2 separate regions of the Homo sapiens genome follow, and region 1 is linked to region 2. A link is a loop called in an ENCODE intact Hi-C map of the cell type or tissue named here. Cell type or tissue: heart left ventricle. All regions are shown on one strand. Links, peaks and the distances in the headings refer to the core of each region. The heading gives the core; the rest is flanking DNA. Region 1 overlaps OXSR1 (oxidative stress responsive kinase 1). Region 2 overlaps ACAA1 (acetyl-CoA acyltransferase 1).

Region 1 (16,512 bases), core at 4,697-9,696, 50 kb after region 2:
TACTTGAAGCATATGGCAGTGTCTTTATTTTCATCTTTGTATGGAGAGAATAGCATGATTTTTATGATGATGACTATTCTTACAGATGTTTTGCCAGTTAATTTTCAACATGACTCTGACAAGAGACCTTATTTAGAAAAGGGGTTAACAAAATTGTAAATTCTTATGTTTTGTGTGGTTCAGGTGACAATACTTTAGTCATCTTTCAAAACAGCCTGGGCTAGTGCTTTTCTTCAGTGAATGCAAAACCTTACTAAAATATACTTTAAAATCTTTAGACTATAAGCCTATTATAGTGATGGCTGGGCACAATTTAGGAGAAAATGTGTTCATTTGATTTGATTCATTTAATTCATTTTTTCCTGACAGGAATATCTACTTTTACATTATCTCTCTCTTTTTTAAAAAATTTATTTTTGAGGTGGGGTCTCGCTCTGTTGCCCAGGCTGGAGTGCAGCAGTATGATCATGGCTCACCTCTGCCTCCCAGGTTCAAGCCATCCTCCCACCTTAGCCTCCCAAGTAGCTGGGACTACAGGCGTGTGCCACCACACCCGGCTAATTTTTGTATTTTTTTGTAGAGACGGGGTTTTACTGTGTTGGCCAGGCTGGTCTCAAACTTGTCAGCTCAAGTGATCTGCCTGCCTTGGCCTCCCAAAGTGCTGAGACTACAGGTGGGAGCCACAATGCCCGGCCCTACGTTCTCTCTCTTAAATTTCTAAGTTTAGTAAAGCGGAGAGAAACTGAAATTTTTTCTTAGTCCTGCTCATGCTTGGGCAGATCCTTCTCTGTCTCAAGAAGTAGAGTTACCCAGTTTGAAAGATTTAAGGAGAAGTTTCATCCATATTTTCTGCACATTAATTTATTCTGCTGTGTGACGTAGGCTAACGTTGGTTGCAGTTAAAGAACTAACTAGGAGAGGACAGAAGAAGAGTGGAAGAAGTGAGGATGTAGGATGGGGCATTGAGGAGGCGTGCCAATGTGAAGTAGTGAAAGGCTGAATTAGGATGTTTTATTGCAAATTGTTTTAAATTTTCCATGGTGTTGGTATTCAGATTAGGCCAATGCTTAGTCGAGGGCATTAGGGAAGTAGCTATCACACTTTGACTAAACCATTCCTTTTGTTCTTTAAAAAATTTTTTTTTTCTAAAACATCCTATTATAGCAGACTAAACCATTCCTAACAGATACCTTTTACCCGTATGTATGAATATTTATACTGAAGTAACAGTTTTACAAATAACTTTTGTTTTTGTTATGTGCAGTGTATACTGATATTTTCTATTTGATCCTATTTACATCAAGAAGAATGATGGTAAACCCAGTAAATGGTTAAACAACTGTATTAAGGAACCCTGCTTTGAAGAAGAGATGAAATATTTTTTATTTGTATCTCTAATCCTTCTGTATTATTAGATTATTGCAAAATATTGGTGAATAGTTAAAATAATTATGATAAAACTTTTAGATATTCTTCCATATCGTATTTACATTATTAATTGCTATTTTCTGTGAAGTAAATTTTTTTCTAATGAGAGAACGTCATTGATTATTCTGAATTACTGTTAAAAGTAGTGAGTTTTTACCGCATTACCATAATCTTCTATGTTAGAACCTTAAAATACTTTTCAATTGCTGAAGATTATTTTGACATTTGTTTTGGGAAGATAATATGAAGATGGATGAAAGTGACTGTTAGCATAGAAGAACTGGAGCCTGCAAATCCCTTTTTATCAATGGGTGTGGGAAACATTAGCATCTTGTCATTTGACCATTTGTTAAATCACACCAGAGCATAATATCTTGCTCATGAGAAGATTTGTTCATTAAGTGAATGAATCTTTGAGTGAAAGAAAGATACTTTAGTATCTAAACAATTATGATTGATAATACATATGTTTGGTGTATTGTTATTAGTGAAATTGATTCTGTGTTTACTGATGACTAGAAAATAATAACTAAAGTTAAAATCAAACATTTCTTTATCTACATTTTTAACCCCAGCATGGTTTTGGTTTACATAGGACATGCTATTAATATATTTCAGGTTTTATGTATATAAGATAAATCAATCAGTGTTAGATTATCCAGGGGTAGAATAGCTGCTTTGAGAACTAATACTGGTTAAAAAGAACACCACTGGATAGTACATTTGTAAAAATATTGCAAAGAATCAGTGAACACATCTGCATATTAGAAGATGTCTGTTATCTGGGACCAAAGGTACCTTGCAGAGGCCATGTTATGTCTCCTGTGACTTGAGAAATGCCTTTCTTGTAGATTTGTGACCAGCATGATTAGCTTCCTTCTCCTATTCCGTGGTGTTTCCAAGAGTCAGCCAGTGGCCTCTCACTGAAGGCAAGAGAAAGCAGTTAAACTTTCTTCAGGGCTTCTATGCAGAAATAATTAAGAGAGGATGGGATCTGAGAGGGAGGGAACTTAATGGCAAACACTACCATTCTGCCTCTCTGTCTTACACACATAACAAAGGGAGCTCAGCCAAGAAGCAGATCAACTGCAAACTATTTCAATAGTAGCCTGTTGAATGATTTTTATCAAGTAATAAGTTAATGTTCCTAAACTGTTGTCAAAATTGTTTATGTACACTAGGGGATGATGTTATTGAATGCTAAATATGTTCTTTTCTTTTCTTTTTGATTTCCTTCCTTTCGTTCTCTTTCTTTCTTTTTTGTTTTTTTAGGCAAGGTCTCACTCTTTCACCCAGGCTGGAGTGCAGTGGTGTGAACATGGCTCACTGCAGCATTGACCTCCTGGGCCCAAGCAATCTTCCCATCTCAGCCTCCCCAGTAGCTGGGACTACAGGTGTGCACCACCATGCCTGGCTAATTTTTTTATTTTTCATTTTAGAGACGGGGTCTTGCCATGTTGCCCAGGCTGGTCTTGAACTCCTGGCCCCAAATGATCCTCCTGCCTCAGCTTCCCAAAGTGCTGAGATTACACATGTGAGCCACAACCCCCAGAAGTGTGTTCTTAAATATTGGATTTTATTTTAAATTTTGCATTATGTGAGTTTTGTGCCATTACTTGTTTGTTTGGTTTTTGAGACAGAGCCTTGTTCTGTTGCCCAGGCTGGAGGGCAGTGGTGCAATCTCAGCTCACTGCAACCTCTGCCTCCCAGCTTCAAGCAATTCTTGTGTCTCGGCCTCCTGAGTAACGGGGATTACAGATGTGTGCGACGACACCCAGCTAATTTTTGTATTGTTTTAATAGAGACAGGGATTCGCCATGTTGGCCAGGCTGGTCTCGAACTCCTTGGCTCAAGTGACCTGCCCACCTCGGCCTCCCAAAGTGCTGGGATTACAGGTGTGAGCCACTGTGCCCAGCCCCGTGCAGAGTTTTTACTTAGTTTGTCAGAACTGTGATTTGGATTTATTCATGTTGGTGTTGTATGTATGGTTGTATTTATCCATGTTGGTGTTGCCTATGGTTGTGTTTATTGAGAGATTTTCAAATGGATTTAAATGTAACAAACAAATTCTGTCGAATTATATAGTTATATGTGTAAATCATATATGTATATTTTTTATTTTGGAGACAAGAGTCTTGCTCTGTCACCCAGGCGGAGTGTGGTGGGGTGGTCTCGGCTCACTACAACCTCTGCCTCCTGGGTTCAAGCGATTCTCCTGCCTCAGCCTCCCAAGTAGCTGGGACTGCAGGCCTGCATCACCATATCCAGCTATATATATATATATATATTTTTTTTTTTTTTTTTTTTTCTTTTTTTGTATTTTTTGTAGAGATGAGGTTTCACCATGTGGCCCTGGCTGGTCTCAAACTCCTGAGCTCAAGTGATCTGCCTGCCATGACCTCCTGAAGTGCTAGGTCTATAGGCATGAGCCACCATACCCGGCCTCATGTTAAATTTTTAATGTTTGTAGCACATTAGTATTAGAAATGTGTTGGCACACTTGAAAGGATTTTTAAATAACAGCTTTATTTTATTTTCTTTTACTTTTGAGATGGAGTCTCTCTCTGTCATTCAGGCTGGAGTGCAGTGGTGTGATCATGGCCCACTGCAGCCTCAGACTCCCAGGCTCAAGTGATCCTCCCCACCTCAGGCTCTATACTAGGTGGGACTACAGACGTGCACCACCACACCTGGCTTTTTTTTTTTTTTTTTTTTGAGACAGGGTCCTGCTTTGTCATCCAGGATGGAGTGCAGTGGCATGACCACAGCTCACTGCAGCCTCAACCTCCCAGGCTCAAGCGATCCTCCTACCTCACGCTCCCTAGTAGCTGGGACTACACATGTGTGCCATAACGCCTGGGTAAATTTTGTATTTTTGTAGGGACGGAGTCCCACTATATTGCCCAGGCTGATCTTGAACTCTTGGGCTCAAGCGATCCATCCACCTTGGCCTCCCGAAGTGCTGGGATTACAGACATGAGCTCCCGCCCTGGCCTGGCTAATTTTTTTATTTTTCATAGACAGGGTCTTGCCATGTTGCCCATGCGGGTCTCGAATTCCTGGACTCAAGCAGTCCTCCCGCCTTGGCCTCCCAAAGTGTTAGGACTACAGGCGTGAGTCATTATTTCTGGCCTATAACAGCTTTATTGAGATATAATTCACACACCATAAAATTTATCCTTTTAAAGTGTACAATTCAGCATACTTACAGAGTTGTACAACCATCACCATTAATTCCAGAATGTTTTCATAACTCCAAAAGAAACAATGTACAATTGTCCCTCAGTATATGTGGGGGACTGGTTCCAGGACTCCCAAATTCATGCATACTCAAGTATACCCAAATTCATGCATACTCAAGTCCTGCAGTTAGTCCTGCAGGACCCTCATTGTGTGAAAAGTCAGCCCTCCATATATGTGAGTTTCTCATCCTGTGAATACTGTATTTTCCATCTGCATTTGATTGGAAATAATCTTTTTTTTTTTTTTCCCCAAAATAGAATCTTGCTCTGTTGCCCAGGCTGGAGGAAAGTGGCGCAATCTCAGCTCACTGTAACCTCCACCTTCCGGGTTCAAGTGATTCTCCTGCTTCACCCTCCCAAGTAGCAGGGACTACAGGCGTGTGCCCCCATGCCCGGCTAATTTTTGTATTTTTAGTAGAGACAGGGTTTCACTATGTTGGCCAGATGGTGTTGATCTCCTGACCCCCTGTGATCTGCCCACCTTGGCTTCCCAAAGTGTTGGGATTACAGGCGTGAGCCACTGTGCCCAGCCTGATTTTTGTATTTTTAGTAGAGGCAGGGTTTCTCCATGTTGGCCAGCCTGGTCTCGAACTCTGGTTTCAAGTGATCCACCAGCCTCAGCCGCCTAAAGTGCTGGGATTACAGGCGTGAAACACTGTTCCTGGCGGAAAAAATCTTTAAGTGGACTCGTGCAGTTCAAGTTCACATTGTTCATGGGTCAACTGTACTCATTAGCTGTACTCCCCATTTCTCCCTCTTCAGACCCTGGTAACCACTAATCTACTTTCTGCTTCAATGGATTTTTATAATCTTGGTATTTCATATAACTGGAATCATACTATATACAGACTTTTGTGCCTGGCATCCCTTAGTATGTTTTCATAATGCAAACAGTGTTTTTAGGCATGTGTCCGTATTTGCTCCCTGGCTCATGTCTGTATAGCTCCAACTTTTTTTTTTTTTTTTTTTTTTTTGAGACAGAGTATCACTGTGTCTCCCAGGCTGGAGTGCAGTGGCGTGTTCTTGGCTCACTGCAACCTCTGCCTCCCAGGCTCAAATGATCTCCCACCTCAGCCTCCCAAGTAGCTAGGACTATAAGTGCACACCACCACGCCCAGCTAATTATTTTTGTATTTTTTGTAGAGACAGGGTTTTGCCATGTCGCCCAGGCTGGTCTTGAACTTCTGGACTCAGGCGATCTGCTCACCTTGGCCTCCCAAAGTGCTGGGATTATAGGCATGAGCCACTGTGCCTGGCTATAACTCTGACTACTTCCATTGTCTCATCTCCTCTGACTGACCCTCCTGCTTCCCTCTTTCACTTACGAGGTCCCTTATGATTACATTGGGCCCACCCAGACAATTTAGGATAATCTTCCCATCTCAAGATCCTTAACATCTGCAAAGTCCTTTTTTGCCACATATGGTAACATTCACAGGCTTTGGGGATTAAGATGTACATTTTTGGGAGGCCCGTTATTCTACCTAACGCATGGATTTTAGATCTTTTATCATTATCCCACCATTCCCTAAGGCTTTGTTCTTTTTTTTTTTTTCCCTAGTCTGTTTTCTCTCTGTTGTTTAGATAGAGCAAACTGTTAATCTTGTCTTCAAGTTCACCAAATTTATCTTCTGTCATTTCCACTCTGCTATTGAGTCTGTCCAGCAAATGTTTTATTTTGATAATTGTATGTTTCAGTTGTATAATTTCCATGTGGTACTTTAAAAAGTAAGTTCTACTTCTTTGCTGAGATTTTCTGTTTTTTATTTGTTTCAAAAGTTTTTTTTTTTTTTTTTTTGAGACAGAGTCTCACTCTGTCACCCAGGCTGGAGTGCAAGGGTGCAATCTCAGCTCACTGCAACCTCCGCCTCCCAGGTTCAAGTCATTCTCGTGCCTCAGCCTCCCGAGTAGCTGGGATTACAGGCACCCACCACCACACCCAGCTAATTTTTGTATTTTTAGTAGAGATGGGGTTTTAAACCATGTTGGCCAAGATGGTCGCGATCTCCTGACCTCGTGATCCGCCTGCCTCCCAAAGTGCTGGGATTACAGGCGTGAGCCACCATGCCCGGCCTGTTTCAAAAGATTTTGTAGTCGTTTGTAGAAGCACTTTTATGACGGCTGCTTTAAAATTCTTGTCAGGTAATTCCAACATCTGATTTATCTTGGTGTTGGCATCAGTACGATCGTGTGGTCATCTTTTTTCTTTTCTCATTCACGTGTGCTTTTCCTGGTTCTTGGTATGACATGTCATTTTTTTTTTTTTATTGTACCTTGGACATTTAGGTTATTATGTTAGGAGACTTTTTTTGTTTTATTTTTCTTTAATGAGACAGGTTCTTGCTATGTTTCCCAGGCTGGTCTCTAACTCCTGGCCTTAGATGATCCTCTTGCCTCAGCCTCCTGATTAGCTAGGATTACAGGTGCATGCCACTGCACCTGGCTGAGACTCTTGATCCTATTTAATTCTTCTCTTTTAATAGGTAGTTACCCTATTTAAGTTTAGTGTATAGCTCTTGTCCTACTTTTGTGAGCTGTAATCCTATGGTAATTCAGTTTTCAGATCTCTTGGAATGCTATTTTTTTCTGTTTTATTCTTCTGGCACCTCTAGAACTCCCGTTCTATCTCTGCAGCTGCCTGGGCTGACCTGTGGATGTGGGGCCCTGGCTTTGCTGCTGCTAAGGGCAGATTGGCTTGACATTGCCGCACGTGTGGGGTAGACACCTGGCTGGCGCTGTGGAGAATCTGGCCTGCTACTGTTTCAGGCATAGTGTGGAGACCCTGCTGATGCTGGGGAGGACTGGGTTCACCACTGTCCTGGATGGGGACTGGAAAATGTATCTCTCTGCTAGGTCTCTGCTGAGCTGCCCCTTTCATAGACTGTTGGCCAGAGAGAGCAGAGTTTTCTCATTTATTTATTTGTCTTTATCTGCCTTATCCATCCATTTTTGGTGTTCATTCCAGTTTACAAGCCTCTCTGGTGTCCAGTCTGGGATATTTGGGAGATAAAGGGAAAACCCAGTGAACTTACTGTGGTGTTTTCTTGAAGTCTTGAGATCCCTAACTAGTCTACCTCTCTCTTTTCTACCTTTCAGAGCCCTCTTATGATTGTTTGTTGAATTATTTTTAGGCTATTTAGTTGTATTTGGAGGAGAGGAGTGAGGAAATGTGAGCCTATGCCATTGTATCCTGGAACTGGAATACTAGCAGTTTAGATATTTTTTTTGCACTGGTATTTATTGGCAGTACATATGAAATGGTTGAGGCTTTTGTTTTAACTGACACTCTTTAGAGCATTTTTCTCTATCTGTTATGCGCTGTAGGAACAAGATAAGGATTACTCTTGTTTAAATTGTATGGGAATTAGAAATGTCATGTTTTTATATATCCATCTACTTATTTACTCTTTTATGTATTTGTTTTTAGGGAGTGGAGCAACTGCTGTAGTCCAAGCAGCTTATTGTGCCCCTAAAAAGGAGAAAGTGGCAATCAAACGGATAAACCTTGAGAAATGTCAAACTAGCATGGATGAACTCCTGGTATGCACATCTTATACTTCTGAAATGGAGAGATATACTCATATATTCACATTACAATGGGAAATAACTTGAAGTTTTTGATTTGTTTCTTTTTAAAAAAGTTTATGATTTCTTCATTAATAAATAATATTCATTGTAAAATTTATAAAGTCTGGATAAGTAGAAAAAAATTAGTTATAATATTCTTACTCTGAGACTAACATTTAATATGTAACCTTTCAGAGTGAACATTTGAATATATTTGTATTTTTATGATAATGTAGTCAGATTCTTGCTCTTTTCATTTAATAATTTATCATAGAACTTTTTCTGTGTCTGTAAATATGGATCAGTATCATTTACAGTGTGTTTATAGTATTCTGTTGAATAGACCACACTTTATTAACTATGATATTTGCTAATTACTTTGTTTCCTCTTTTTTATTGTTATAAACAATGCTTGCTTTTCTATTCCCTTAAAATAATACCATGGAATTGTGATTCCTGGGTCAAGTGGAATATCCTTTGAAAGGCTCTGGCCTTTTAAACTTTCATTCTAATGCTGGATATAAGACAAGAGATAGAATGACCCCCAGGCAGCATTAGCTTCTTCAAAGGCTAGGGAAAGGAAGAAGAAAGGGAAGTCCCAAGCAATAGCTGTAAGAATGTTCTGTGACATTAAAATGTAACCATACAGGGATTGTATTGTATTTTTTTTAGGCATTGTGCTACCCAGAATAGTTTTAAGTATATAGTAAGTGCTCAGCAAGGGAAATTAGTTTTTAAAATTACTTATTATTGTTTCAAAATTTTCAGTTTCTTTGGCTTAATGAAAATAATAATACTTGCTTTGGATACCTTTTGAGGTTTTTCTTGAGGCTCAAATGATACAGTATTTGAAGACTCTAAACTGCCATACAAATGTGAACTAATATTGTTACTTTATTAAGTAATTTCTTTAAGAGCATATACAGCTAGTGCTAGAAAGGTCGGGTATTAGAACTGGAATGACCTGCCCATCCAGAAGTTTTTTTCACTGTCCCAAATTGTATTTTATTTCTGGTGGTGTCTGTACTGAGTATTAGGGAATAATTGGAATTAAAGAAAAAGAGGTAATGGAATTATATATTGCATAATATATAATTATATATGAGATGGACGAGACAAATGTATTTCTTTAGGAATTGGTAATGTACGAGCAGGAGCTGAAGGAGTGGGCTGCTGGAATGATCTTGAGCCATCTTTGGTGAGAGAATGCATACTTCGAAGGAAATGCTGATCGAAATCTTATTTTAAGATCTTGGATTGATACATACAATAATACTTTAGAGCACCATTTGGACACTTGAACTGCAGTGATGATAAAAGAAGTCGATAAACTGCGAACTAATTCTGTTAAAGAAAAACAAAAATGTTAACCTACATATTAAGACTAGAATTTGGGAAGTCCAATATGAAGACCTATAATTTGCCAGTTAGTTAATCCATAAGGATAGAGTAAAATGAATGAAAGTCTTATTATTTACTGCTTCATGATTAAGCTGAGGCTCAAAGTTTAAATAACTTAAGTTCACTTGATGATAATAGCAAACATCTTTCAGTGCTAGGTACTTCAGTGTACTTTAACCTCACACACATCTCCATGAGCTAAGTAGTAGCTGTTTTCTAGATGAAGGAAGTAAATCATATAATAAGTGATAGAGTCTGGATTAAAAATCAGGTCTTTCTGACTTAAGTCTATTATTGTCTGCTTAGTATAGTACTAACAAAATGATTATAATCTTAGTTCAAAAGTAGAAAGAACATTTCTTTTTTTTTTTTTTTTTTTTTTTTTTTTTTTTTTTTTTTTTTTTTTTTGGGTTTCTTTGAGATGGAGTCTCGCTCTGTCTCCCAGGCTGGAATGCAGTGGCGCGATCTCGGCTCACTCTGACCTCCGCCTCCCAGGTTCAAGCAATTCTCCTACCATTGCTTGAACATTGATCGCACCATTGCATTCCAGCCTGGGCAACAGAGTAAGACTCCATCTCTGAAAAAAAAATTGAATACGACTTACACATATAACTATATAATTCGACAGAATTTGTCTTCATTACATTTAAATCCATTTGGAAATCTCTCACTAAAGCGACACAAAGACAACCATAGGCAACACCAACATGGATAAATCCAAATCACAGTTATAACAAACTAAGTAAAAACTCTGCACAGGGCCAGGCACAGTGGCTTACGCCTGTAATCCCACCACTTTGGGAGGCCAAGGCGGGTGGATCACTTGAGCCAAGGAGTTTGAGACCAGCTTGGCCAACATGGCAAAACCCTGTCTCTATTAAAACAATCAAAAATTAGTTGAATGTGGTGGTGCACGCCTGTAATTCCAGTTACTCAGGAGGCCAAGGCACAAGAATCACTTGAACCTGGGAGGCAGAGGTTGCAGTGGGCCAAGATTGTGCCACTGCACTCCAGCTTGGGTGACAGAGCAAGACTCTGTCTCAAAAAACAAACAAGAAACGGCACAAAACTTATATAATGCAAGATTTAAAATAAAATCCAATATTTAAGAACCTGCTGCTAGGGGTGGTTGCTCACGCCTGTAATCCCACCACTTTGGGAGGCTGAGGCAGGAGGATCACTTGAGGCTAGGAGTTCGAGGTTAGCCGGGGCAACGTGGTGAGACCCCATCTCTAAAATGAAAAATAAAAAATTAGCTTGGCATGGTGGTATGCACCTGTTATTGCAGCTACTTGGGAGGCTGAGGTGGCAAGATTGCTTGAGCCCAGGATGTTGATGCTGCAGTGAGTCACGTTCATGCCACTGCATGCCAGCCTGGGTGACACAGAGTGAGGCCCTGTCTCAAAAAAAAAAAAAAAAAAAAAAAAAAAAAAAGTCATGTGAAAGAAAGGGGAGGAAGAGAGCTTCTAATTGTGAAAATGGAGGACTTTGTGGAAATGTTTGTGGCCTGGGCCACCAGGGCTGTGTAGACTTTAAACAGGCATAGATAGCAAGTCTGCTTGGCAGGGGTTTAAAATCAGGAAAGAATAGTAGACAGCCTAGAAACCATAAAGAAGAAATAATAAGTGAAAAAATTAGGATTTTATTTGATAGGAAATATTGATTAGCTACAGAAATAGAGGCAAGTGTCTTTGAAGATTTTTTTTTTAAAGGGAAATGACTTCATTAGAACTGAGTTTTAGGAAGTTTAGTTTTATAATACTTTTTAAAACATAACAGCTTTATTGATATAAAATTCATGTATCATAAATCTACCCTTTAAAAATATATAATGCTATGGTTTTTAGTTTATTCGCAAAGTTGTGCAACCATCACCACTATCACCCCAAAAAGAAACTCCATACCCATGACCACTCATTCTTTATTCTTTCCTCCCCTCAGCCCTAGGCAATCACTAATCTACTGTCTGTCTGCATAGATTTGCCTATTCTGGACATTTCATATAAATAGGTTCATACAATATGTGGCCTTTTGTGTCTGGCTTTCATTTAGCATGTTTCCAAAGTTCATCCATATTGTAGCATGTATCAGTTCTTTTTTCCTTTTTTATTGGTGAATAACAGTCCATTATATAGATATACCACATATTGTTTGTCCTTTCATCAGTTGTTGGGCATTTGGGCTGTTTCTACTTCTTGGCTTTTATCAGTAATATTGTGATGAACATCTGTGTGCAAGTCTTCATATGTACATTTGTGTTTTATTATCTTGAGTATATACCTAAGAGTGGAATTGCTGGGTAATATGGTAACTCTGTGTTTAACTTTTTGAAAAACTGCCAAGCTATTTTCCAAAGTAGCCGTACCATTTTACATTCCCACCAGCAATATATGAGCTTTTCAGTTTCTCTATATCCTCACCAATACTTGTTATTGTTCATCTTTTTTTGTCATAGCCATCCTAGTAGATTAGTTCTGTAATATTTGGCAAAGTGAATTGCAAAGGAGTAAGACATCAGTGGCAAAGAGACTAGTTGGTAGGCTTTGCTGTGGTCTAGACCAACAACTTTATAAAACTTTGAAAATAAGACCCTCACTAAGAGAGATACATTCTATCATTACCTGGTATTTAAAGATATATATTCATAAATATTATAACTGAAACATTTTCATATTATATAGAATATACTCTCATTTTCTATCCTATTTATTCATCTTTTTAAAATACAATCCACTAAATTTATTTCATGACCCACATAGATTACAACACATAGTTTGAGGTACACTGTGCTATACAGAGATATCGAGACTCTAAATTCAGGCAGTGATGGTGGTAATGGAAAGGAAAACACAGATTTCCTGGATGGAAAATACATTAGTAGTAGAATGAGCACTCAGTTAAGGCAGAGACTTTATTTTGTTTATCCTATATGAATGAATGAATAAATTAACATTATTTGGGTGTGTGAAATGGAGGAAAACTGACTACATTTAGGGAATTAGAAAACCAGAAAGTAATGGTAGAAATGATGGTGAGTGAGTTTCACGAAGGAATAAAAAGTTACCATTAGAAAAAAAAGGCTTCAGAAAGCTTGAGGTGGAGAACTAAATAGTTCAAACAAAAAATCTGGCTCTAGCAGACAATAAAAGATTTTCAAGAAAGCAGTTTCATTAGAAGGGGTGGAATTCACTTTATTTATTTATTTTATTAATTTATTTTTTAAATAGAGGCGGAGTCTCACTCTGTTGCCCAGGCTGGTCTCAAACTCCTGGGCTTAAGGGATCCTCCTACCTCGGCCTCCCAAAGTGCTGGGATTATAGGTGTGAGCCACTGTACCTGGCCTATAAAGGAATTCACTTTATAGGTGGTTGAGGAAGCTGCTGGGTAATTTAAGTCAGTATTCATATACCACTCTTGTGAATCATTTATATATTTATTTTTCTTTTTGAAAGGAGGAAAGGATAACTCTACTGGTAGTTAAGGTACAAGAAGATTCCCCCTTCCCCCTTTAAAGGAATAGAAGGCAAGAAAAAGAATATTTAAGCCCCTTTTCATCTTTGGATTTTGTGTTTTTTTGATAGTCTTTTGCTAGAAAACCCTTTGTAGTACTCCCCTTTTCAGATTAAAGCTCAAAACCCTTAGCTTAACATTTAAGACCTTCCACAATTTGACCCTAACTCTTTACATTGTCACTCTCTCATGTGATTTTTCTTTCCTTCACCTTCCCTATCAGTTAGTCACCAAATCCTATTGTTTGTACCTCTCTATTATTATCTCGACTCTTCCCTTTTCATTCATACTGTCACTAACTTTTTTAACCTTTTCTTTTGAAATAGCTTAAAACTTACAGAAGAATTGCAAAAGTAGTACAGAGTTTCCTTATGCTATCCACCCAACTTGCGCTAATATTAATATAACTGTAGTACAGTAATCAGAACTGATAAATTAGCTGTTTATCATTTCTCCATCATCTCTCACTCACATGGTGGCAACAGCTTAAACAGAAGCTTTGTCTCCAGTCTTGTCTTCTTCATTGATTTTCTATGTGGTATCCAAGGGTAATTTATGAAAATGTATAATATAGTTAAACCTTTGATATCTTTCCGTTGCTGTTAGGATGAAGCCTGATTTTTAAATATACTTTCAAAGTCCTTTATGATCTAGTCCCAGGTAATTAAACAATCAACAATCTTAAAAACCTACTTACCTTTCCTGTTGCAGTGTTAATGCAGGAAACTTCCAAGCCTTCCATGTTATGACTCCTATTTTTTAATGTGCCTCTCCAATGAAATCATGTAGTGTCTAGTACTTCCCCTGTCAAGCTGTTTATTATTCTGTATTGTAAAGTAGTATTTGTCTAACTTCTTTACCAAACTGTAAGTTTCATGAGGACTCCCCATGTTGATCGAGTACCTAGCACTATACCTGGCACGTAGTAGGGATTATAGTAGGTGCTTAGTATTGTTAATATGTGTTGAAAACATGAACTTCTTATCCTAGACAGATTTACTCATTGGATGTCTTAGGTATGTCATCATTTATGAAAATCATATGTACCTATCATCTTGTACTGTTATTTCTCCCTATCCTATAGAATTAAACATGGTTCCCACCTATTCTGTAAAGGCTTTTTTTGATCACACTTGCCTACCTTAATTGTTCTTTCCTATAGATTCTTATAACATTTATCTTTTTTTCCTTCATGCTGTTTCTCAGCAGAATCATCTTGCAACATTAACATCTTTACTACTCATTTGGTACCTATATGCTCTCTTATCTGTTTCCTCTTATGTGTACTTACCTTTCCTTGAAATTCTGTATAACTATGTTAGTAGCAAGGTGCTTACTTTAGTTCTTTCTTCCTTTTCTTTCATATTTACTTAGCTTTTAGTACAGAAGACCGTGCTGGTGACTTTGGGGTTGCAAGATATGTATGGCAAGATCCTTGCCATAAAGGAAGTTGCATTCAAGTAAAGATGATGAGAAATTGAAAGTTAGCATTTATTGAGTACTCCTTATCAGTCAGGGATTATGGACGACTTTCACACAGTTGATCTTATTGAACAAATCCCAAGGGCATAGGGCAGGTACATTAATAGGTGAAAAGCCTTATAAAGTGCTGTAGTATTTCATTCATTCAACAAATATTTATTGAAGGTGTACTCTGTGCCAGGCACAATGATATGTGCTAAGAACAGTTTTAGTTCTCACTGAGCTTACAGTTTTGTGGGGGATGTCAAAAGAAATAGGCAATTATAGTATAGTCAGATAAGTTCCACAGTGATTGAGAATCTACTTTTGAGTACTTGCCTTCATGGAGCTCTCAGCCTAGAAGGGAGAGACAGACAGATAAGCACACAATGTACTATCCAGTATTTTATGTACCATGATGGGAGGAGACATACAGGGTGCTTGGAAGCTAAGAGAAGGAGCATCTAACTAAACCTGGGAAGCTGGGAGGAAATTTTGTCTAGACTGAGATCAGAAGGAAGAATTGGAGTTAGCTAAGCAGAGATGATAGGGGAAGTGTATTTGAGGCTGAGGCACAATAGGGTTAAATGTCCAGAGTTAAAAGAAGGTAAACAGGGCCCTGATCACACATGGCTTTATAAGGCATTTTGTCATACCAAATCTAGTTTAAAATCATAAGCTGAGATAGAGTAAGCTTAGATTTTTGGCTCAGATTTCTACTCTGGATTTAGTTTTTGACGTTGTCCTGTTTCAGTTTGTTTCTCTTTAGTGTGAGAATTATTTCACAAAAATGGAATGAAGTAATATTTTGCAAAGAAAAAAAAATCCCTACACAAACTATAAAAAAACCCTGTTTATTAGTTAATATCTTTTATAGCTATAAAACCAGATTTCCCAAGATGGTTCTTCAAGGGCACCTTGAAGCAAAAATATATGTCCCAAAGGAGGCCTCCTGGAGTGTTGTGCCAGGGTGTGTTAAATAGTGTGCTTCTAGTTTGAAAGATTACTAGTGTAATGAGTGAAGGAAATTGAGTCAGAATGGACTGAGGGAGACAAAGTGGTTTTATTGGTTTAACCCTTCTTGAAGAAATCAGAGCCATGGAGATCCCAGAAAGGTGTGACACAGTCTTGAGATTTCAAAATCTGGATTTGCTAACTCACAACATTTGTTTTAGGCTTGCATATAATGAATTATTATGTTTTCTCTTCTTTGTAGAAAGAAATTCAAGCCATGAGTCAATGCCATCATCCTAATATTGTATCTTACTACACATCTTTTGTGGTAAAAGATGAGCTGTGGCTTGTCATGAAGCTGCTAAGTGGAGGTGAGTAGAGTACAAGGAAATGCTATAAGTACCATGGTTTGAAAAGTTAGTAAAAGTTTCCTTCTTTTCTATCCTGATTTCGTTTTCATGGACATTTGCATTTGAGGAGATACTGAAAATATAGTATTTGCTGAAGATGCTAATCTATGAGCCAAGACAGTTTTCACACATTGCATTTGATTCATTTTGTTGTCATGCTGCTTAAATCTCTCTTAATTCTTTTTAGAGACTGTCTGGCTCTGTCACCCAGGCTGGAGTGCAGTGGTGCAATCATAGCTCACTGCAGCCTCAAAACTCCTGGGTTCAAGTGATCCTCCCATCTCAGCCTCCCAAGTAGCTGAGACTACAGGCATGTACCACCATGCTCAGTTACTTTTATCATTTAATTTAATATAATTTTTTTTTTTTGGAGATGGGGTCTCACTATGTTGCCCAGGTTCATGTCTTAACTCCTGTCTTCAAGCGATCCTTCCTACTTGGCCTCCCAAAGTGCTGGGATTACAGGTGTGAGCCATTGTGCCTGGTCTAAATCTCTCTTAATTTAGGATGCTTCCTTCTTGCTTCCTCCCTTCCATGAT
Region 2 (8,436 bases), core at 2,006-7,005:
CCCTTGCAAATATGTGCAGCATGTAAGTGCCCAGGGACATTCAAGTGGAAGGAATCTAAGGCTTCTAACACATTTTCAAATGGTTATGTGACCCAAAGTGGCTAAGAATCACTGCCTCAGGGAAGCCCACCTGGCCCAGATACCACTCCCTGCTTTTGCTTTCCTCTCTGGACAGCCGGGACTTGCCAATCTTAGCCTGCCTGAGCCCCTGGGGTTTCTCTGATATCGTCCTCAGTTCTTGCCTCAGGATGCTGCCACAGACCCAGCATGGTCCAGAAGCTAGGATGCCAGAGTCCCTAACATTGCTGGCCCCACACTCCAGGCTACAATGTCCAGTCCCCAAACCGCAGCCAGAAAATAACAGAGGGGGAAACTGAGGCCTAGCTAGGGCAAAGTCAGGGTGAACAGACAGTAATAGAACCTGGAAGTACTACCAACTCACAGTGGCCCTGACACTTCCTACTTCCCACCCCCAACCTGGGTGGCACAAGGCCTGGAAAGCACTCACTGCCCAGCAGTAACCACGAAATGGTGCCACTTCAGACCACTTAGATAGACTCAAAACCTCACTCTCCAGCCCTTTAAACATTCCTCCCCAATCAGCACTCACTTCTGCTGGGAAGCCAGGGCAAAGGTATCCTGCTTCTCCCGTGAAATGCCAAACCGCTCAGCCACATTCTCAGAGGTTATCCTAGAACACAAACAGCAGATAGTGTGGGCATTGGTCTGACAGCCTAGAGGAAGGGACCAGGCTGTAGAGCTGTGCTTGGAACTTTGGGTTCCCAAGGCTGTAGGCAGGACAGGATGTAAGGGCCAGTCCATGCCACAGACAGTAGTGATGACTCAGGATATGGTACAGCCTGCCCTGAAAGTGGATATAAAGGCACAGATAGGGAAGTCAGCAATGCTGGCCAGATCCTGAGAAGCTCATACACCAAAGAGACTTTCTTCAAGAGAGGGCAGCCTGCATGGGGGCAGTTGCAGAAAGGAGTTTGTTCCCTGGGTGAGCTGCCTCAGCGCAGGGTAGAAAAGGAGCAGGGGAGGGCCTGGGTGGGGGCACTAGTTGGCTACTCCTGGCCAGCTTCTCCTATGCCTCAAGGAAGACTGCTGCAATGTAGGGAGATGAGGACTCCCAAATCTCCTCTGGAAAGGCCAAACCTAAGCTTCCTGGTCACCTTGGCTGGGGTCTATGCTTATCCTGAGAACCTAGAGCCACAGCTAGGCCTTCCAGCCTGGGCTTCTGGCTTTATAGGCTTCCCTTGGAGATACAGTATGTGAAAGAAGCCATGGCACTGCCCCTCTCCAAGCCTCAGTCTCCTCATATGTCTAGTGGATCCAGGACTCCTGGCCCAAAGACCCTGGGGATGGCCCAGAGGCTCAGAGAAGCTAAAGTGTTCCATACAAATGCCACATACTTTTCTTTTTTTCTTTTTTGAGACAGAGTCTCCCTCTGTCACCCAGGCTGGAGTGCAGTGGCACGATCTCAGCTCACTGCAACCTCTGCCTCCTGGGTTCATGCCATTTTCCTGCCTCAGCCTCCCAAGTAGCTGGGACTACAGGCGCTCACCACCGCGCCCGGCTAATTTTTTGTATTTTCAGTAGAGACAGGGTTTCACTGTGTTAGCCAGGATGGTCTCGATCTCCTGACCTTGTGATCCACCCATCTCGGCCTCCCAAAGTGCTGGGATTACAGGCATGAGCCATCGCACCCGGCCAAATGCCACATACTTTTCTTGTTGCACCTGACAGGGCCCAATTCCCCTCACCAGCATGTTCTGTCGTCACAAGCTTCCCACTGCCTTCTCAACTTTCTAGGCCCCCAAGGCTTTGGAGTGGAGCTACCATTGTCCTTCCTATGACTGAGCACCTCAGTGTGGGAGTGACAAGGTGGGCGATGTTTGGAAACTCGGGGGCACAGAGAGGACCTGGGGCCTTCAGGAAATGGAAGTCAAGGGCAACATCAAGTCTCATCCCCAAAGTCCCTGCGGAGCAGACCATGCCCAAAGGAAGGAGGCCAAGGCTTGGCACCACCAGCCACAGAGATGATAAAAGTTCCTTGGCTCCCTGCCCCAGGCAGAGAGGGCACAAGCACACAGAGCTATGGGAGCACTCACCCCATAGGAATCAGGCAATCTCTGGCCTTCTCCTTCTCCATCAAGCGCGAAGTAATATTTCCAGGGTTCCCTCTGTCAGCCAGGGACATGGACTCCACCCTGGGGAGGAGGAAGAGGAGGAGAAGGTAAGGTGAACTGGGCCCTAGCAGGACTCCTCCAGAGATAGCTGAACACTTGGCAAGTGCTAGGAAATAGCCAGGGAGCCCTAGGAAGACCAGTGGGCCTCTGGGAGTCACAGGCAGGGCACTTGGCCAGCAAGGCCCAGCCACGAGTACTGAGCCCTGTCTCTATTTCGACCCCCACCCCAGGACAGAGCACTGCACAATAAACACTCCTGGGGGCAGGGCTATGCTTCCCTATACACTGCTAAATCAGCCAACTGGCAATTCCAGAGAAAAGCCTTCTGCTGTCAGCCACAGAGGAGGAAACACATCCACAAGCCAGGGCCTGCCCTCAGGGCCCACAAATTCAGAAGGGAGAAGAGACAATTTGAAAGTAACCACAGGCCGGCTGTGGTGGCTCACGCCTGTAATCCCAGCACTTTGGGAGGCCAAGGCGGGCAGATCATGAGGCTAACATGGTGAAACCCCGCCTCTACTAAAAATACAAAACATTAGCCGGGCATGGTGGCAGGCGCCAGGGTGGGAGGCTGAGGCAGGAGAATGGCGTAAACCCAGGAGGCGGAACTTGCAGTGAGATGAGATCGTGTCACTGCACTCCAGCCTGGGCGACAGAGCGAGACTCTGTCTCAAAAACATAAATAAATAAAATAAAAATAAAAGTAACCACAAAGCTGAGCTCAAAGGGCATTCAGACCTGCATAGACAAGGAAGTGCTACGAGCTGAGAGGAAGGAGACGGCAGTGTAGTGTGGTCAAAAAAGGGCTTTGAGGCCATGGGGGACCCTAACACCTCAAGGGATGATAACAGATAACCTTGACTGAGTGCTTTTCACGTGCCCAGCACTATTCTGAATTCTTTTGAGATATTAGAGTGCTTCAGTGTCAGTCACATGACAGACAAATACTCCACAGTGTAAACTGTTGCTATTACTCCATTTATTCTTCTCAACTTCAACAGAGCTGAGCTAGGTATCCCCATTTTATAGATCAGGAGACTGAGGTCTAGAGAGACTGTATAACTTATCCATGGTGACCCAGCCTGGATCCACATTTAGGTAGTCTGGTCCCAGAGCCCACTTCCAACTAGAGTGCCCTGTGTTAAATACTTGCTGATCAAAGTCTATGGAGAACAGTCAGCCTGTGATGTGGGTGTCAGGCCTGGCCCAGATCTTAATATCCTAGTACCATCATCCTTAACCTGCTTGGGAATCAGATACTCTCTAAGAAACTCATAAAAGCTCCAGCCCTTCTCAAGTTATCCATGCCACCTCTCACCCAGTAAGATAGAAGAGCATGAGAGAAATCAAACGGCAGTGGCCTTTGCCCAGCCAAAGTCCTTGCAGAGTGGTCTTTGGCTTTATTTACAACTGTAGACATAGGTCATTACAACTCAGTGACAGCTGCCACAGCCCTGGGACAGGGGCCAGCAATGCGTCCTCTCAAGAAATACCCTAAAGAGGATGTGAAAGGCAGCGGAGGCATGTCAGAACCCTGGGGCTGCTCACCTCCCCCAGCCTGCCAAAGACCTTACTCCCCTGCCCTCCCAGCACCAGATGCCCACCCAAGCCTGGGCACCTGTGCCCTGACCTTCCCTGGAGGCACTGCCAAATACAACTTCTGCAGCTCCATTTGCTGCAGCCAATGATGGAGCCACAGTCTAGGTGAAGGTGACAGTGACCAAACCACCACAGATCTAATTATGTCCCTCATAGCCCATAAGCAGCTGGAAGTTTCCACACTGGTTCCAAGGTGGGGAGACAAAGGGACAGACAGCCTAGTAAAATGAACAAACTAGTTATACAGTAGGCGCTGTCCCTGGCTTTAGGGAACCCAAACTGCAACTTCTCTCTCAGCAGCATCATGAATCAACAAGGGCCCCCAAAGGAAACCCAAATGCTGGATTTTCTCAAAATGTTTTCCCACCTTTTCCAGCCTGAAAGATTTCCAAGAAAGTAAGCTTTTAGAGGCCAATTCCCCTCCCCTGCTAGTGCTGAGAGGTGTGAGTGATTCCTGAGCAGCCAGAGTTGGTAGCCACTCTTAACCTGCATTTGTGAGAACCCACTCGTGGCCAGCTGCCTAAAGGGGATGGGGGGAATCCTGAAATCATGGCCTCTGAGAACTCAGATGAAAATTAGTTTTATTGTCACAAGTTGGTTAATAAGCTCCGGCAGAAAAAAATTCTTACCCACAGGCCATGCCAATGTCATAAGACCCATTTCTGATGCCACCTGTAACAAAAGCATTTCATAAACATCCTTTGCCAGAGTCCACCTGTTCTGGAAGCAGTGGAGCCTCTTCCCCACCTGGTCTCTAGATGGGACTCAGCCCCAGCCTCAGAAATGGAAGACCCAGGAGTGTTCAGAAAAGGCTTTGGGCAGTGGTAGGGGGCGCTCCTGCACTCTTTCTGTGGTTAGAGTCCTCAGAAATGGTAATTATTGCTTGCCCGGCAGACAGCGACTTTGCTGACCCAAACCCACAGGTCCAGGACCAAGGCACCCACCCAGTCATAACTTACCTGCTATGCTGGCCACTGCCTGTAGCCCCGACGAACACTGTCTATTGACAGTGGACAAAGGCACAGTCTCCGGGATGTCACTGAAACAGAAGGTGAGAAAGTAGAATCAGCCCCCAATTCCATGCCAGGCTCTCATGGAAAGCAGTCCTATGCTTCTAACTGCCCCCCTCAAGGGATGTAAAGGGCAGGGGAACAAACCCAGCAGCTCTGCTCCCATGCCAGGCCAGATCCATGGAATGGGGGTGAGCAGCTACTGGGCAGACCCCATCTCTGCAGGCACTTGCTCCCCAGGGCCCCACAAGCACATTCCCTTCTACTCCTATGAGAATCTTCAATCAAAGACCAAGCACAGCCCAAAGGCAAGGGAAGCCTGTTTGGGCCACAGGGATCCTTCTCTCTCTCTCCCTTTGAAGATTCAGAAATGAAAACTGTGTATCTCTGTTTCCCCCAAAAAACAGAGAAAAGGAACTGCTGCTGGGACAGAGCACCAGAGCAAAAGAAATGCCTAAAGTCTGAGGCCAGGGACCACTCGGCCTTACCAGTAATCATATAGCTAACCCTGCATGTTCCCATGGACTCTTGAAAGCCTGATCCCACCTAGACGAAGCACTCTGATGGGCATCATATATTCTAACATCCATTGCTCTGGTAGGTTCCCCAAGACTCTCATACTGGTCTTAGCCCTGGAAGCTAGTAGGGCTTCCCCTCCTGATGTAACCTGCCTTGGCCAACAGTACAAAGCCCTAGGGAAATTTCCAGACCTCCTCAGACCCACAGACTCAGAATCTGAGGGAGTGGAAGCATCCTGGTGATTCTGGTGTGTAGCCAGAGTTGGGAACCTCTGAACTAGTGCCCAGGCCAGGCTCTGCAGAGACTCTCTCAGGGGGATAGCCTCCTGTGCAGCCTGTTTGACCCTTCCAGGGTCCCTTAACTCCCTAGCAGGTAGTTACCATTCCTTCACTCAATCCACCAAGTGTTCACTAAATACCTACTTACCACAAGGCATCACCTGAGGGATGCTGCGATGCTTATAACACTGTGCCCTAGAGGATGCCCAACCAACACACAGAAAATGAATCAACTATCAGAGACTGAAATAATAGGGCAAGAGGGCAAACCACATCACAAGGAAGTATATGGCTACTGCTGGAGAGGAAGGGGCTCTCAATTTCAGCCTGAGAGCCTGGATAACTCATGCCAAAATGGTGAGACTGTGTTTAGGCAGGGTTTGTCTTTCTGTCTAGGGCAGAAAGAGGAGGTAGGGCTAGCACTTCAAGGAGACAGAATGACCATATCAGGGAAGACAGTAGGCCCACAGCCGGCTGAACGAAGAAAAGTCAAGGTGAGTAAGCAGCTAGGAGATGAGGCTGGAAGGTAAGTCTGGAGCCAGATTGTAGGGGGCCTTGAACTACAGGCTGGGCAGTCTAAACCTCTCCCAGTTCCTAGAGGGTTGTTTTCCTGTTCCTTCACTAGCTAATGTTCCTATTTATTTATTTATGCATCTAGAAGTACAAAGCCAAGCAGTTCTTAAATCTACACATGAAAATAATTTAAGCACTCTTTACCCTGCAGGCGCTTAAAGGAAAGTTGACCAGGTCTCCTCCTGAGGGTCCTCCTTCCCCATGGTTCTGCCCTATCCCAAAGTCTCTGCTAGTGGGATATGACTGGAGTTCTCAGCTCAACTAGTAAAAAGGCTGAAAGTCACTTTTCAGCATTCTTACTTGATTACTCACCTGACAAATGAGGACAGAGTCCACACTCACAAAAGGCAAATGACAACCTGGCTTTGGCTAAAAATCAAGCTACAGAGAACTTCTGCTCCAGTCCCAAAGGTTTTGTGTATCGTGGCTCAGCACTTCAAAGTAGGGGAGAGGTTGAGTCCACAAGAGCAGGGAGCCAAGGACTCTCGTTGCCTCATTCTGGTGTCCAACCTTATCCTCCCCAACCTGCACACTGAGTTTCCTGGGGCCTGGGCCCAGTAAAGTGTCAAAATGGCCAACCCATGGCTAGAACTAGAAAAGTTTACCTCAGAAACTGGGCGATTCGGGCCATGATTGCCCCGGCCCCAGGCTGCAGCACATTTCCTGTGGACAACAAACTTTCATTCAGTGCCAGGCGGTGGTGTTCTGGGCACTAAAGTATAGCTGTGAAAACCAGAGATGAGGCATTCCAGATCTTTCTTCGGGACACTAGCCCTTGGCAGGCTCACTTGCAACTCTGGAACATCAGGGTTTGGGGCAGGGAGAGCCAGCCATACAACAGCTTGTCCTGGTCATCCACCAGCTCCTGTCCCTGAGGGTCCCACGCTCACTTGCCCATGCACCCAGCTTTTCCAAATCAGCACAGATGGGCAGGTTGTCTGCCCTTAAAAGTGAAATGGGAGTTTCTGAAAATGCACATCTCCCCAGGTATCCTCCTGTGAGCCCTGCTGTCACCCCAGAGAGGTGGAACAGTGATTGCCGACCTAGGGGTGGCATCCGCTGGATAAGACTCTTGCCATATCATATTGCTGTATTTCAAGGTGAGGGGTGGAATAGAGGGCTGGACTGAAGATTGTGGGGAAAAGAAAGATCAGATTGTTACCGTGTGTATGTAGAAAAGGAAGACATAAGAAACTCCATGTTGATCTGTACAAAGAAAAATTGTTTCTGCTTTGAGATGCTGTTAATCTGTAACTTTAGCCCCAACTCTGTGCTCACAAAAACATGTGCTATATTGAATCAAGGTTTAAGGGATTTAGGGCTGTGCAGGATGTGCCTTGTCAACATATGTTTGCAGACAGTATGCTTGGTAAAAGTCATCGTCATTCTCCATTCTCTATTAACCAGGGACATGATGCACTGTGGAAAGCCGCAGGGACCTCTGCCCAAGAAAGCCTGGGTATTTGTCCAAGGTTTCCCCCCACTGAGACAGCCTGAGATATGGCCTCGTGGGAAGGGAAAGACCTTACTGTCCCCCAGCCCGACACCTGTAAAGGGTCTGTGCTGAGGAGGATTAGTAAAAGAGGAAGGCCTCTATTTCCCGCACATCCCTGGGAACGGAATGTCTCGGTGTAAAGCCGACTATTGGTTCTATTTACTGAGATAGGAGAAAACCGCCCTGTGGCTGGAAGCGAAATATGCTGGCAGCAATACTGCTCTGTTACTCTTTGCTACACTGAGATGTCTGGGTAAAGAGAAACAAAAATCTAGCCTACATGCACATCTCAGCACAGTACCTTCCCTTGAACTTATTTATGATGCAGATTCCTTTACTCACATGTTTTCCTGCTGACCTTCTCCCCACCATCACCCTGTTCACCCCGTTTTGCCTGAAGAGGGCCTGCCCCTCCACACCTGTGGGTATTTCTCGCAAGGTGGAGACGAGAAACTGAGAAAAGAAATGACACAGAGACAAAGTATAGAGGAAGAAAAGTGGGCCCAGGGGACTGGTGCTCAGCAATTGAGGACCTACACCAGCACTGGTCTCTGAGTTCCCTCAGTATTTATTGATCACTATCTCTACTATCTTGGCAAGAGGGATGTGGCATTATATACCATTACTATAAGGTAATGGTGGGGAGGGGGTCAACAGGAAAAAATGTGAGCAAAGGACTCAGTGTCATAAGTAAGTTTAAGGAAAGGTGCTGTGCCTGGATGTGCACATAGGCCAGATTTATGTTTGACTTTACACAAACATCTCAGTGC

The links. A loop is a pair of places that touch in the nucleus more often than their neighbours do. Peaks named below come from ENCODE experiments on the same cell type or tissue, not always from the same donor. Only the 100,000 strongest peaks of a DNase experiment are listed, where the experiment ranks them.
Region 1: it touches region 2 in a loop (7-fold over the local background); 5 of 110 quality-filtered maps call a loop at or near these places.

The regions. Positions count from the first base shown.
Region 1 is chr3:38,174,906-38,191,417 of GRCh38, forward strand. It overlaps OXSR1 (oxidative stress responsive kinase 1), which reads left to right. Exons shown (of 18, transcript NM_005109.3): 2 at 8,098-8,210; 3 at 15,826-15,934. Among named protein-coding and RNA genes, the nearest start is that of OXSR1, 18 kb to the left of the region's middle. In heart left ventricle, for the core only: no CTCF peak of the experiment used is centred there; no DNase peak of the experiment used is centred there.
Region 2 is chr3:38,127,176-38,135,611 of GRCh38, forward strand. It overlaps ACAA1 (acetyl-CoA acyltransferase 1), which reads right to left. Exons shown (of 12, transcript NM_001607.4): 3 at 6,777-6,834; 4 at 4,751-4,830; 5 at 4,421-4,463; 6 at 2,115-2,213; 7 at 611-691. Among named protein-coding and RNA genes, the nearest start is that of ACAA1, 5.7 kb to the right of the region's middle. In heart left ventricle, for the core only: a CTCF peak has its summit at 4,636; no DNase peak of the experiment used is centred there; H3K27ac peaks cover 1,392 bases.